Linked DNA regions of Homo sapiens: all the other regions are linked to region 3. A link is an interaction called in ENCODE POLR2A ChIA-PET data of the cell type or tissue named here. Cell type or tissue: OCI-LY7. All regions are shown on one strand.

The links. Peaks named below come from ENCODE experiments on the same cell type or tissue, not always from the same donor. Only the 100,000 strongest peaks of a DNase experiment are listed, where the experiment ranks them.
Region 1: POLR2A ChIA-PET joins it to region 3 with 6 read pairs; 5 of 35 experiments call an interaction of 5 or more read pairs at or near these places.
Region 2: POLR2A ChIA-PET joins it to region 3 with 5 read pairs; 8 of 35 experiments call an interaction of 5 or more read pairs at or near these places.

What each region holds. Positions count from the first base shown.
Region 1 is chr1:155,831,943-155,836,942 of GRCh38, forward strand. All of the region lies in intron 2 of GON4L (gon-4 like), which reads right to left. Among named protein-coding and RNA genes, the nearest start is that of GON4L, 23 kb to the right of the region's middle. RefSeq lists a silencer at 2,396-2,690. In OCI-LY7, no CTCF peak of the experiment used is centred here; a DNase peak (open chromatin) is centred at 1,959; H3K4me3 peaks cover 748 bases; H3K27ac peaks cover 1,786 bases.
Region 2 is chr1:155,968,289-155,973,288 of GRCh38, forward strand. It overlaps ARHGEF2 (Rho/Rac guanine nucleotide exchange factor 2), which reads right to left. Exons shown (of 22, transcript NM_001162383.2): 2 at 868-1,012. Among named protein-coding and RNA genes, the nearest start is that of ARHGEF2, 7.8 kb to the right of the region's middle. RefSeq lists a silencer at 1-40 and enhancers at 2,158-2,257, 2,308-2,487, 2,498-2,547. In OCI-LY7, no CTCF peak of the experiment used is centred here; a DNase peak (open chromatin) is centred at 2,413; H3K4me3 peaks cover 1,820 bases; H3K27ac peaks cover 1,984 bases.
Region 3 is chr1:155,883,215-155,888,214 of GRCh38, forward strand. SYT11 (synaptotagmin 11) reads left to right here. Exons shown (of 4, transcript NM_152280.5): 4 at 1-1,985. Among named protein-coding and RNA genes, the nearest start is that of RIT1, 26 kb to the right of the region's middle. In OCI-LY7, CTCF peaks have their summits at 196, 3,513 and 3,714; DNase peaks (open chromatin) are centred at 447, 967, 2,157 and 2,507; H3K4me3 peaks cover 2,850 bases; H3K27ac peaks cover 3,974 bases.

The sequences.
Region 1 (5,000 bases), 51 kb before region 3:
ATTTAGGCTGGACAATGCAAACCCAGGAGGCGGAGCTTGCAGTGAGCCGAAATCACACCACTGCACTCCAGCCTGTAATCCCAACACTTTGGAAGGCCGAGGTGGGTGGATCACTTGAGATCAGGAGTTCAAGACCAGCCTGGCCAACATGGCGAAACCCTATCTCTACTAAAAATACAAAACTTAGCCAGGCGCAGTGGCACATGCCTGTAATCCCAGCTACTCGGGAGGCTGAGGCAAGAGAATCACCTGAGCCCGGGAGGTGGAGGTTGCAGTGAGCTAAGATCACGCCACTACACTCCACTCCAACCTGGGCAACAAAGCAAGACTCCGTCTCAAAAAAAAAAAAAAAAAAAAAAAGAAAGAAAAAAAAAGAAAAAAGAAACATGATTTAACAATGTATTGCCCGGCAAGGTGCGCCTAGCGCAGTGGCTCACACCGTAATCCCAGCACTTTGGGAGGCCGAGGCAGGTGGATCACAAGGTCAGGAGTTCAAGACCAGCCTGACCAACATGGGGAAACCCCACCTCTACTGAAAATACAAAAATTAGCCAGGTGTGGTGGCAGGCGCCTGTAATCCCAGCTACTCGGGAGGCTGAGGCAGGAGAATTGCTTGAACCTAGGAAGTGGAGGTTGTGGTGAGCCAAGATCATGCCACTGCACTCCAGCCTGGGTGACAGAGCGAGACTCTGTCTCAAAAACAAACAAACAAACAAACAATAACAACAACAAAAAGGTATCAATTGTAACAAAATGTCAATACTTGAAAATAATCCAACTATCTTTCTATGTATTTTCATTTTTTCTACAGTGTATATGATGCTGCTGCTTTCATAATCAGAAAACTAAAATGTTACTTAAAAGAAAGTAAAACAACAAAAACACATACTAAACAGCAGGGCTACGGGTGATTTTTATTTTCTCCTTTAAAGTTTTCAATATTTTCCAAAGTAGATATATGTGAATTGTCAATCTTTCTTTCTTCCTCTCTGTTTTGTGTTACATTATCTGATTGGCAAAAAAAAAAAAAAAAAAAGTTACTTGAAGAAAAATTCTGGAGAGACACTCATAGTGTACTTTTATTGCTATTACTTGTATATACAACTAATTAAAGTGCAAAGTAGTATAATCAATTTTCAGTTCTCCAGATTAATGAAGGGGAGTGATATCACAGATAATACTAAACAATAAATGTTTATTTAAATCCGGATATCTGTGAACTGATTTTTAAAATCTCTTAATTACACTTATCAATAACTGAGTGACTATGAACCCATAGTTATTTATCCATTCCTTCTCTAGCATTTTAATCTTATAATTTCCTCCAGTTCCTTCTGACAACTTATCTTGAAAAAATATGCAATAATCTCGCTGCCTTCTCTAGCTATTTCTCACCCATTCTCCCACTGCAAAAAAAGGAAGGAAGGCCAGGCATGGTGGCTCACACCTGTGATCCCAGCATTTTGGGAGGCCGAGGCGGGCAGATCACAAGGTCAGGAGATCAAGACCATCCTGGCTACGGGGAAACCCCATCTCTACTAAAAATACAAAAAATTAGCCAGGCATGATGGCAGGTGCCTGTAGTCCCAGCTACTCGGGAGGCTGAGGCAGAAGAATGGCGTGAACCCGGGAGGTGGAGCTTGCAGTGAGCCGAGATCACACCACTGCACTCCAGCCTGGTCAACAAAGCGAGACTCTGTCTCCAAAAAAAAAAAAAAAAAAAAAAAAAAAGGGAAGGAAGGGGAGGGGAGGTGAGGGAAGGGGATAAGAGGGAAGAGGAGAGTGGGGAGGAGAGGGGAGGAGAGGAGGAGGGGAGGAAGGGAGGAGGGGAGGAGGGGGATGGGGGAGAGGAAAGAAAGAAAAATCTCTGGGGTTTCATTCCTCCTCCTTTTTCTTTTTTTTACAGACAAGGTCTTGCTCTGTCACCCAGGTTGCAATGCAGTGGTGCGATCAGAGCTCACTGCAACCTTGAACTCCTGGGCTCAAGCTATCCCCCTAGCTACTCCTGAGTAGCTAGGACTACAGGGATGCACTACCACACTTGGCTAATTTTTAAAATTTTCTGTAGAGATGGAACCTAGCTATCTTGCCCAGGCTGTTCTTGAACTCCTGGCCACAAGATCCTCACACCTTGGCCTTCCAAAGTGTTGGGATTACAGGTGTGAGCCACTGTTCCCAGCCCCATTCCTTCCTCTTTAACTGCTTCATATAATGTCCTTTCCCCAACAAACTCCTGAATCTACTCTCCAAGATCATCAATCTTCAAATGTAACCTTTTTCTCAGGTATTATCCTTATCCCTCCTTTGCTACTAAATTTTAAATTTACATTTTAAAGTACCTTGTTCTTAAAGCTCTCCTTCCTCTTTTCACTTTTACTATTACTTCTCCAGTTGTTCCTTCTCTGTTATCTTCTTCCTCAAGGCAAGGTTGTCTTCAATCCACTGCTCTTCCCCCTCCATGTCTGTTTCCATGGAGAAGAACCATGACTAACACTGAACATTTCTAGTCCTTGCCTCTTACTAAACTTCAATCTCAGATTTCTATTTTTGCTTGCTGGCCCTATTGTCACCTCACATTCCATTTGAGGTAGGAGATCAGCAGGACTTGTTTTCCAAGCACTGTTCGAAAGACCCCGCTGAACAAAACAGGAGCTGATCAAAGAAACTGGCCAAAACCAGCTAAAAGCAAGATGGTGATGAAAGCCACCTCCTGTTGCCCTCCTTTTATCTGCATGCTAAAAGAACCTCCTACCAGCACCATGACAGTTTACAAATGCCATGGCAACCCCCAGATGTTACCTTATATGGTTTAAAAGGGGAGGGACTCTCAGTTCCGGGAAGTCCTCGCCCCTTTTCCAGAAAATCCATTAAAAATCCGCCCCTTCGCCTCTGCCCAGCTGCCCCTACTGGGAAGTGAGGAGCCCCTCTGCCCAGCCAGCCGCCCCGTCCGGGAGGTGAGGGGCGCCTCTGCCCAGCCGCCCCTACTGGGAAGTGAGGAGCCCCTCTGCCCGGCCACCACCCCGTCTGGGAGGTGTACCCAACAGCTCATTGAGAACGGGCCATGATGACAATGGCGGTTTTGTGTAATACAAAGGGGGGAAAGGTGGGGAAAAGATTGAGAAATTGGATGGTTGCCGTGTCTGTGTAGAAATAGGTAGACATGGGAGACTTTTCATTTTGTTCTGTACTAAGAAAAATTCTTATCCTGTTGATCTGTGACCTTACCCCCAACCCTGTGCTCTCTGAAACATGTGCTGTGTCCACTCAGGGTTAAATGGATTAAGGGCGGTGCAAGATGTGCTTTGTTAAACAGATGCTTGAAGGCAGCATGCTCGTTAAGTCATCACCACTCCCTAATCTCAAGGACCCAGGGACACAAACACTGCGGAAGGCCGCAGGGTCCTCTGCCTAGGAAAACCAGAGACCTTTGTTCACTTGTTTATCTGCTGACCTTCCCTCCACTATTGTCCTATGACCCTGCCAAATCCCCCTCTGCGAGAAACACCCAAGAATGATCAATTAAAAAAAAAAAAAAATCTGCCCCTTATTTTAGCATATAATCAAAGTATACCCATATATATATGGCTATACAGGTCTCATGCTTTTGAGGGTCACTGTTGGCCACCCCCTAGGTGCTCTGGGATTTTCGTCATTTGGTATGGGGACCCTCATGGGCTGATGCCTGGATACTCTGGGTATTTTGGCATTTGGCACCGTTTCATTTTTTTTCCATGTTGTCTTTGTATACATACAGCTAGCCAGCAATCCGCAGGTCTGCTGCTGCGGCTGCTTCTCTTACAGAGCAGCCATTTCCCTTCCTCTGTTGCTCTAATAAACTTACTTTCAATTCACTGTTGGCCCATTCATGATTCCTTCCAGTGCGAAGCCAAGAATGCTCCTGGGCTGAGCCCCAATTTGGGGTTCACCTGCGTCATTCCTTGGTGACCATGAAGAGACCAATAATAAGCCAAAAGGAACTGAGGGAGACCTTTAGCCAGACCCTAAATTAAGACTGATTGGGTTGAGCACCGTGGCTCACGCCTGTAATCCTAGCACTTTGGGAGGCCAAGGCAGGTGGATTGCCTGAGCTCAGGAGTTCGATACTAGCCTGGGCAACAGAGCAAAACCCCGGCTCTACTAAAAATACAAAAAATTAGCCAGCCATGGTGGTGCACGCCTGTAGTCCCAGGTACTTGGGAGGCTGAGGCATGAGAATTGCTTGAACCCAAAGACTGACTGGCACCATTTGGCCTCCACGAAAAGATGAGTGTCCCCTTTGTTCCCCCTCAATGTGTGTTTTGTTTTCGTTTTTTTTTTTTTTTTTTGAGACGACATCTTGCTCTGTCACCCAGGGTGGAGTGCAGTGGCACAATCTCGGCTCACTGCAACCTCGCCTCCCGGGTTCAAGCGATTCTCCTGCTTTCAGCCTCCCGAGTAGCTGGGATGACAGGTGCCTGCCACCACACCCAGCTAATTTTTGTATTTTTAGTAGAGACAGGGTTTCACCACATTGGCCAGGTTGGTCTTGAACTCCTGACCTCGTGATCCCCCCGCCTCGGCCTCCCAGACTGCTGGGATTATAGGCGTGAGCCACCACGCCTGGCCGATGTGGTGTTCTTTAACTGATTTACTTTCTCTTTCACTCTCCTCTCCCTTTACCTTTTCAAATCAATCAGGAAATGGGGAATAGTGTCTCTGGGTTGTTAGTCAGTTCGTTGTCCCCCATCATCTGGGTGCCCCAGACAGAAGCACACCTGGACATCCACGTCCTTTGTAATTTACTTTGTCACCTTCTCTCTCAGACCTTTTCTCTTTAGCTTCTAATGACCAGTCATTTTACTTTTCTGCTCTTAGTGCCTAAATGCACACTTATGTTTATCCAGTTGTCATGTTTGTAGTCCCTGTTTTGGCAATTTGGGCAGTTGTTTCTATTCCATGTAAGGCAGGCTTTTGTTATTTTGAGAGGTATTCCTTTGTGCTGACTCTGGGATGTCAGAGTC
Region 2 (5,000 bases), 85 kb after region 3:
GGGTTGCCCATCACTGGTCCTTTCTGGGGGTTCCTTCCCCAAGTTTCATAGGGATTTACAGGCTAGAGCTTTTGTCCGCTATTCAGTAGCAGGTCACAATACCTTCAATCCTGCTCTAATCAGAGGCATCTCTGCCATAACTTCAGGAGGAATTGAGGGAGAGGGGGCAGCAGGAGCCCTCTGTGTACTGGGGAAGGAAAGAATTCCTGGCTTATACTCCCTAAAGACAGGACTACACTCAGATGTGGATGAAGGGCAGGAATTCTAACCCCTGCCCCTCAACACACACATCCCTGCTACATTCCCTCTTTCTCACTAGAAATTTGAGATGAAGGGTCCTAATCACATCTTCTGCTTGAAACAGCAGAGATTTCAGGCTCCACCCATAGTCAATAGAAAGAAAGGGGCAAGGGGACTGTGAAGTCCTGAATGCCCAGCTCTGCGCAGGAAGACAGGCAGAGCCAGCTGCAAGGCTGGCAGCTTTCCACCCAGTTCCTCTGTCACCCCCCACCCCACCCCCTCCACACATACAACATTCCTGCTCCTTCTCCAATCAGTTCCCCTAACCCTTAGCAGCTGTTCGGGGAGCAAGGGGGGTGCCTGGTGGATGACAGCTGCAAGAGGAGCCAGCACAGCCTCCCCTCCCCCACATTCCCAGATAGTCCGGCTTATGCCATATTCCAACAGCCACCACCCCTCAGAGTGAGGACAGGGAGCAAGGGATCAAGCAACTGGCCCTGGCATTTGGGCCCAGCTGGGGATCAGAGAGAAGAGTGACCCTCATGGATCCAGGCAGAAAAAACAGATGAAAAGATCAGGGTCAGTGGGCACCGAGTCTGGGTGACTCTCAGGGTCCAAACAACTTACTTGGGCAGATGAGGGCTTCCTTGGCTGTGATGCTCTTGTTACAGGCATAGCACATGGTCATGCCTGAAACTGAAATGGTGGTGAAGAGGTGCCCATTGGTATAGCGGGCATCCTTGGCTTCCTTCATCTTCTCCTTTTCCCGGGTCTGTGGAAGGGATGAGAGGGAGAGGAAGTGAGGCTGGAAAATGCCAGGGTGCCTGGAGTCCAGAGAGACAGGCTGGGGGCAGAGGCAAGGAAAAAATGCCAGCCTGAGGATGCTGGAAAGACACCAGTTCCTAAAGCAGAGCCTGCAACTGGGTGTCAGAGGCAGCTGTCCGGGAGTGACCAGGCCAGGCTCTGGGGCAGCCAGCCCGGATGGGTTCTGGGTCCCTGACCTACCTGGCCCCTACGGCTGGGCTGCCTCCTGTTGCCACTCATCTCCCTGGCTCTAGGTCTCTGCGTCCTCACTCCACCTTCCCAGCCCTAGCTCTGCTCACCCCCGAGCTGCTGTACTCTCTTCTCTGTGCTAGGGGGAAGATGCGCAGAGAGGAGGGGAGAGCAGGCGAAGCGGAGGGTGCCAGCTCACCAGCGCTTTCCAATCTATGGGAGTTAGCTCCTCTTATAACCATGACAACCAGTGTTGGATCTGCTGTCTCTGTGGCAGTCACAGTGGGGGGGGCAGGAGATCCCCTTATTAGATTGGCTGAAGGGGGCAGAATGCCTCCCCTGCCACCCCCAACCCAGGGGTCAGGATCCCAGACCTCTAACTCTTTTCACCAACCCTCAGCCACGGCACACAGGGCCTGTCTGGGAGGCAGCATGTCCCCTACTAACCTTGAGGCAAAGGCAGCTAGCTGCCTTTGGGTCACTCTTCCACTCTGGGATCTTTAAGTAAGGAAGCTCAGCCAGCCATCTTGGTTGCTTCCAGCGGAAAATCTCTCCTGCAGTCTAACTTTTATCCCTCTCATACTACTTTCCAGAGTTAAAACCTAGGAGAGTTTCCTCTATTGCTCCTTACCCAACTGGTCTCTCCCATCCTAGGAAGTCCTTTCTGACATCTACCCTCCATCCTTCAGTGTTGATCTCCGCAGATGGCGCACACCTTCCTCGGAGCCTCTGAGCCGCATTTTCCATCTCTGCTGTCTCCCATTTCCCCCAGTGCCCCTGCCTCTGCAAGTCAAGTCATTCTCCCTGACCTCCAATCTGTCCCTCTTCAAGCCCCTGTGATTCCCAAAAAGCCTGAGAAGGTGAGAAGAGGGGGATATCACTCTTCCCACTATTCTAGGACCTTCCTTAGTTGTGACTCTGATCTCTGGATTTTCCCTCCGCTCTTGGAGCAGGACTAGAAGCTGAGAAGACCACTCCCTCCAAGGTTTCCCAGGCTCTCAGAAATCAAAAATCAGGATCCAGATGGCTGAGGGTAGAAGCCCCAAGTCAGAGGACCTGGACTGGGGACAGAGGATTACAGTTCAGCGGGAAGCACTCAGCCCGGACTCTAGGAGACCAGTACTGACTCAGCCGAGGCCACGAGGCCACGCCAGCAGCTGAGAGGTGGAGGAGGGGAAGAGATGCACGGGCCTGGTGCTTGGGGCAGAAAATGGTAGAAAGAAAGGGGAAGTGTGGAGGGGCTGAGTCAACAGTGCAGGGACAGAGGGCATGGGGCTGCAGTGCCTGGGCCCAAGATCCTTCTCTTTCCTGCCTCTCTTCCCAAGCTCCAGGTTTGCCTGATGATGTCCAGAGCCCAGAGGTCTTGGGGTCAATCCCTTCTCCCCTCATGCATCCTCCCCATCCCCAATCATCCATTTTTCGCATCCTCCTCCTGTCTCCTGCTCTCTCTATGTCCTCCCTTCTCTTCTCAGGGTCTCCCTCCTAGGCTCCTCCCGCTCTGCCTTCCCTTTCTCAGCCTTGCTTCTCCGCCACTGTTCTCCTCTCCCGCCCACAGCCTCTCCTCCCCTCCTCCTCACGCAGGCCAACTGCTCCTCTACCTAGGCTTATTCAGGAAGCTGAGCTGCCTCTAGCCTCTAACTCAAACCTCTAAAATGTTCTGGCCTCCTTTTTTCTATTCTGGCACCTACCTACCCGGACCACTAGAAAATGCTCCCTTTGGTCTAACCTCCACCTATCTTGCACCAAATTATACCTCTTTAGAAGTTCAAATTCAGGCTGGGTGCAGTGGCTCACACCTGCAATCCCAGCACTTTGGGAGGTCGAGGCGGGTGGATTACCTGAGGTCAGGAGTTCGAGACCAGCCTGACCAACATGGTGAAACCCCATCTCTACTAAAAATACAAAAAATTAGCTGGGCGTAGTGGCAGGCACCTGTAATCCCAGCTACTTGGGAGGCTGAGGCAGGAGAATTGCTTGAACCGGGGAGGTTGGAGGTTGTGGTGGGTTGAGATTGGGCCACTGCACTCCAGCCTGGGCCACAGAGTGAGACTATGTCTCAAAAAAAAAAAAAGAAGTTCAAATTCACCTTTGAATAATAACCTCACAGGACCTCAAACACCAAGTCCAAAAATCTCTTCCCACTGCCATATACTCTCCCTTTTCTCCTCCTCTCCTGCCCTCCCAGCCTTCTATATAACTCAAACCAAAAGTTTGAGCATGTATTACATTTGAATTAAAAGCAAGAGGCCGGTGAGGTGGCTCACACCTGTAATCCCAGCACTTTGCGGGGCTGAGGTGGGAGGATCGCTTGAGGCCAGGAGTTTGAGAACAACCTGAGCAACACAGCGAGACCCATCTCTATAAAAAAAAAAAATATATACATATATATATATACACACATAAGTAAAAGCAAGCAAGCTGAAAATAGTATTAAAAAAAACAACATGGCTGGACCAGGGTCACTCCAGAATGGGCAGTGCTGCAGCTCTGCCCCAGTGCTGCTACGAGTACTCTCTTCCACACCTGACCTCTGTCCTTTGCCCTCCACCCTCCCCCTGTGGCATCCACAAACACTCATCTGTCTGACCAGCTCAGATGGAGTGGCAAAGGGAGGGAGAAGACTGGGGCAGCCAGAGAACAGGGTCTCTAGTGGCCCTTCCTCTCTCTGGCATCAATGCTCCACAGACAGCCCTGGTACTCTGGGCCCTGCCTCCTCCACCTCCCAACACTCACCCTCTCTCGAAGTGACCCCTGCTCTAGGTGGGCCAGCAGCGGGCAGCAGCCACAGCAGCAGCACATCCCAGCATGGGCACTGCCCAGCAGCAAGCGACCCTGGCACTGCCTAGTGCTATTGTCCCGGAGGTTGCCTGTGCCCGCCCCAGGGCTCAGGCTTCTGAGGATGGAAGGACATAGGGCCTGCTTACCAGGGGTGCCTGCTCCAGAGGTGGAGTGAGTGGGCTTGTTTGGTTCTTTGTCCTACTCTTTTCCAGGTATTCTTAAGATAATCACATTGGTCTCCCATTTACCCACGCCCAAGTAGGACAGCCCTTTACCTCCAAGACCCAACCTATGCACCAAGAAAAAGGGCCCATTACTCCACAATCCATAACACCCACCCCAGTGCTCAGAGGCCCTTCCTGCTTGGTTCAGTCCTTTGCTCTCCAGCATCTAGATACTTTTTTTTTTCTTTTTTTTTTTGAGACAGGGTCTCACTCTGTTGCCTGGACTGGAGTACATTGGCATGATCATGGCTCACCGCAGCCTTGACCTCCCGGGCTCAAGTGATCCTTCCACCTCAGCCCTCCAAATAGCTGGGACCACAGGCATGCATCATGATGCTCACCTAATTTTTAAATTTTTTTTGTAGAGACAGCGTCTTGCTATGTTGCCCAGGCTGGTCTCGAACTCCTAGGATCAAGTGATCCTCCTGCCCCAGCCTCCCCAAAGTGCTAGAATTATAGGTGTGAGCCACCACGCTCAGACCTAGAGTCATTCTGTCTCTTTCTCACAAATCCCATGGGAAGTTCTTCTTGCTACACACCTTCATCCACACTACTGCTACATCAAGGATAAATAAAGAATATGAAAGCCCTTAGCACAATACCTGGTATACAATAGGCACCCAATACATGTCTCAAAATGAAAGAAAAGGAAGGAAGCAAAGAAGCAAGGAAGGATGTATGGACACCAAGACATGGGGTCTCAGTAGCACCCTGGCCCCTATTCTGGAAACCCTCTTCCTTCCTTATCAGAGCTTTAGAACCTTC
Region 3 (5,000 bases):
AGATGGCACAGACTCCATGGATAATAGGTAAACTTGGGGCCGGGCGCAGTGGCTCACGCCTGTAATCCCAGTATTTTGGGAGGCCGAGGTGGAAAGATCGCTTGAGCCCAGGAGTTCAAGACCAGCCTGGGCTACATGACGAAACTCCATCTCTATCAAAAATACAAAAAATTAACTAGGTGTGGTGCTGCACGCCTGTGGTCCCAGCTATTCAGGAGGCTGAGGTGGGAGGATCATTTGAGCCCAGAGGTAGAGGCTGCAGTGAGCCATGATCATGCCACTGCACTCTGGGCTGGGTAACAGAGTGAGATCCTGTCTCAAAAATTAATTAATTAATTAATTAAAATAAACTAGGTAAACTTGGATAGGCAGTAGATATTTTTGCCCACCTGAGGAGGAACTCAGTCAAGCTGTTGCTTAACAGCTTGATCCAGGGCGTGAAAGGTTAGTTGAGACTGAAGTGTTCACTTCCATAGAAGAACATCACTTTTAACCTTGCTTTGGCGAAGGGAGTCGGAAAGCTGAGTCTCTATGGACGGGGGGGTGATCTTGCTTTCAGTGTTCCCTCAGCTTTTGTGGATTTAAAACCATTCTGCTCCCCCTAAACCTTTTGTTTGATTTCAGCCCATGTTCTTGACAATGCAGAGCAATTCTGAGCAGTCACAAAGCCTACTCTCTGTTCTTGTCCCTGCCAACCCCCACCCCCCATAATCTGACTCACAACTTCACCATCAGTTGGGGTCATACCACTAGTCTCTGTCCTATACCCCATGAAATGTAAATACTGTATCATAAGTAGAAGAAAATAATTTTTGTTTTCTAAAAATGCATTTTGAGATAGTTTAATGTAAATCTGACAGGAGCATTCTGAAGCCCCATTAGGAAAAAATTTAAATGGTTCCTCTTCATCGCCTTAATGTCTAAAGATCAGAAATCGCTGAGCAAACCCGCTTTTGTTTCCTTCCCAGAAACAATGCAAAACAACAGGTGGAGATAGTCTGGTCTTTGCCCTGCTGTGTGTGCCTCTGTAGCTCCTCCTGACAAACGTCTGGGAAAACAGCCTCACCCCACTCTCCTCTCTCTTCCCCATTTCCTTGTAGCTTTATTCCTTGCATCTTTGGGTCTACTGAGCAGTGGGTGCTGAGGTGACAGGGGAGGAACCAGTTGTTCTGTAGCCTAGGAACTGCCTCAGTGTCTTTGCCAGAAAAAGGCAAAGAGGCGGACAGTGCAGGGCTCCTCCCTCCTACCTCAGGCCTGATCCATCGTGCCCTTGACTTTGCCGTCTCAAAGTTTCTTAGCTGACTTTGGCTTTCACATTTGTTCTTTCCAGAGCTAACTGATAAGAGTGGAGGAGGAATGCCTTCTCCTAAGAGTCAGTTGAAAGAAAGACAAGAGAGTCACATCTTAGCTTTTGCACAAGGCATTCGTGGTCAGGAATAGGTTAGGGAATGGTCACTTCTGATTTTCCAACAGTTGCTCCTTCTCTGAAGAGATCTTGATTCCTTTGGGAAGACAAGAATTTTTCTTAATAACAAAGGTCCCTTTATGAGTTATTCCTTCTTTCAGTTCATCTCACTGGAGCACAGCCAAGATGGACATGTTTATGGACAGTGCTCTAGATGTGAAAACAGATAGAACTGGTTTGTGGGACAGGGGCAGCTTGCTCAGGAGAGGGAATAACGCAGGTCCCTTTTCTTGGAAGGCTTGTACTATGGCCATGACAGTGACATTGCCCTCACCATGATCCCTCTCCAAAGTGGTTGTCTTTCTTTACCTTGTGTCTTCTCTTGTAAAAATGAAACTCAAAAATAAAATAAATGTGTCAAATTTTGAAAAAAAAAGAAAACTGAAAAAGCTAACATGAATTGTGTGAAATTGCATAATGCTGTAATGCTAATCTACAATATGTAATGCTATCTTGTATGTTGAATTTGTTAATGCACCACACAAGTGCAAAATAAAGACTGATTCACATTACATAGGCACAGTGATGTCAGCCTGATTCTCTGGAAAGCTGGAGGACTCTCAGTGAGGTTAACACTCAGACTCCAAAAGGATGTTCTAGGGTGTGTTTTCCAAACTGTGGTCCCCAGACCACTTGATTCAGAATCATCTGAGGCACTTGTTTAAAAATGCAGATTCCAGGCTCCCATCCTAGATACTCTCATTTGACAAGTGAGTTGGTTTGCTGCTTGCTGTAGTTAGGACTTCTGGTCTTTCTGTTTTCCTCTTGAAATGTAATTTCTGAGACCATCACTACCAGAGGGAGAGATGATGGTTCGTAGTGCTGAGAATCAATCTGCCCCTTTAATTGGAAATATTTATCCCAAAAAGCAATCCTGAGACAGGCCAATTCTGTTCCCTCATTCATTCATTTACTTTTTTTTTTTTTTTTTTTTTTTTTTAGACAGTCTCGCTCTGTTGCCCAGGCTGGAGTGCAGTGGCTCAATCTCGGCTCACTGTAACATCCGCCTCCTGGGTTCCAGCGACCTCAAGCAGCTGGGACTACAGGTGCGTGCCACCAAGTTTGGCTAATATTTGTATTTTTAGTAGAGATGGGGGTCTCACCATATTGGCCAGGCTGGCCTGAAACTCCCGGCCTCAAGTTATCCTTCTGCCTTAGCCTCCCAAAGTGCTGGGATTACAGGCGTGAGCCACCGCACCCGGCCTCAAGGCCTGTCAGGAGCTATGAAGGATCTCCCTAGACCTGAACATGGGAGGATGTGGGGCTGAGGCTTCTGTAGTCACTGTGCCCCAGAGAGGAGAGAGCCTGAGAATGGAGCCTGCACAGAAGTACAGCTAAAACAGGGGGAGAGAGAAATCAGACTCCATGACATCTTTGACCTCAGATGAAGCCGTGTCTTCAGACAGATCTGAGCCTTCTCAGTTCCAAGGCTTAATAAATTACCTTTTTCTTTTCTTTTTTTTTTTTTTTTGAGATGGAGTCTGGCTTTGTCGCCGAGGCTGGAGTACAGTGGCGCAATCTTGGCTCACTGCAAGCTCTGCCTCCCGGGTTCACCCCATTCTCCTGCCTCAGCCTCCTGAGTAGCTGGGACTACAGGCGCCCGCCACTACGCCCGGCTAATGTTTTGTATTTTTAGTAGAGACGGAGTTTCACTGTGTTAGCCAAGATGGTCTTGATCTCCTGACCTTGTGATCCACCCACCTCGGCCTCCCAAAGTGCTGGGATTATAGGCGTGAGCCACTGCGCCCAGTCAAATTATCTTTTTCTTTATGCAGCTTGCACTGGGTTATGAAAGTTTAATTTCTGAGTGAAACATTAAATGGCAAAAGTTAATGTTTGATGTTTGGCTTGAATAATTTTCTTTCTTTCTTTCTTTCTTTTTTTTTTTTTTTGAGACAGAGTCTTGCTCTGTTGCCCAGGCTGGAGTGCAGTGGCGTGATCTCGGCTCACTACAAACTCCACCTTCCAGGTTCAAGCGATTCTCCTGCATCAGCCTCCTGAGTAGCTGGGACTACAGGAGGGCGCCACCATGCCCGGCTAATTTTTATATTTTTAGTAGAGACAGGATTTCAACATGTTGGTCAGGCTGGTCTCAAACTCCTGACTTCGTGATCCACCCGCCTCAGCCTCCCAAAGTGTTGGGATTATAGGTGTGAGCCACCACACCCAGCCATAATTTTTTTTTTCAACTTTCATTTTAGATTCAGGGGGGACACATGTGCAGGTTTTTGTTATCTGGCTTTATTGAGTGATGCTGGGATTTGGGATCCTAATGATCCTGTCACCTAGATACTTAGCATAGTACCCAGTTGTTCGTTTGTTTGTTTTAAAACAGTCACTCTATTGCCCAGGCTGGAATAGAGTGGCGCAATCATGGCTCACTACAGTCTCGACCTCCTGAGTTAAATTGATCCTCCTACCTCAGCCTCCCACATAACTGAGACTGGTGCACACCACCATACCTGGCTAATTTTTTTTTTTTTTTTTCTTGAGACAGAGTCTCACTCTATTGCCCAGGCTGGAGTGCAGTGGCACGATCTCGGCTCACTATAAACTCTGCCTCCCAGGTTCAAGCAATTCTTGTGCCTCAACCTCCTGAGTAGCTGGGATTACAGGCACGCACCACCTTGCCCGGCTAATTTTTGTATTTTTAGTAGAGATGAGGGTCTCACCATATTGGCCAGGATGGTCTTGAACTCCTGACCTCAGGTGACACACCTGCCTCGGCCTCCCAAAGTGCTGAGATTACAGGCTTGAGCCACTGTGCCCGGCCACCTGGCTAATTTTTAAATTTTGTTTTGTAGAGATGTGGCCCTCACTATCTTGGGAAGGCTGGTCTTTTTTTTTTTTCCGGGAGACAGAGTCTTGCTCTGTTGCCCAGGCTGGAGTGCAGTGGCATGATCTTGGCTCACAGCAACCTCCGCCTCCTGGGTTCAAGTGATTCTTGTGCCTCAGCCTCCTGAGTAGCTGGGATTGCAGGCATGCATCACCACACCCCGCTAATTTTTTTTTTTTTTTTTTTTGAGATGGAGTTTCACAATTGTTTCCCAGGCTGGAGCGCAATGGCACGATCTCGGCTCACCGCAACCTCCGCCTCCAGGTTCAAGCAATTCTCCCTGCCTCAGCCTCCCAAGTAGCTGGGATTACAGGCCCGCACCACTACGCCCGGCTAATTTTTGTATTTTTAGTAGAGACGGGGTTTCTCTGGTCTTGAACTCCTGACCTCAGGTGATCCACCCACCTTGGCCTCCCAAAGTGTAGGCCGATAGTTTTTAAACCCTCCCCCTTCTGGTAGTCCCCAGTCTCTATTGTTGCCGTTTCTGTGTCCATAAGTACTCAATGTTTAGCTCCCTCTTACTAGTAAGAACATGCAGTACTTGGTTTTCTGTTCCTGTGCTTAGGATAATGGCCTCTCATTCATTTATTAGTCAACAAATATTTATTTGAGTGTCTACTATGTGCCAGGCACTACAGATACAATACATTGGTGAACAAGAGTGCTGTTCTTGTAGAGTGTAGCAGAGGACAATATTAA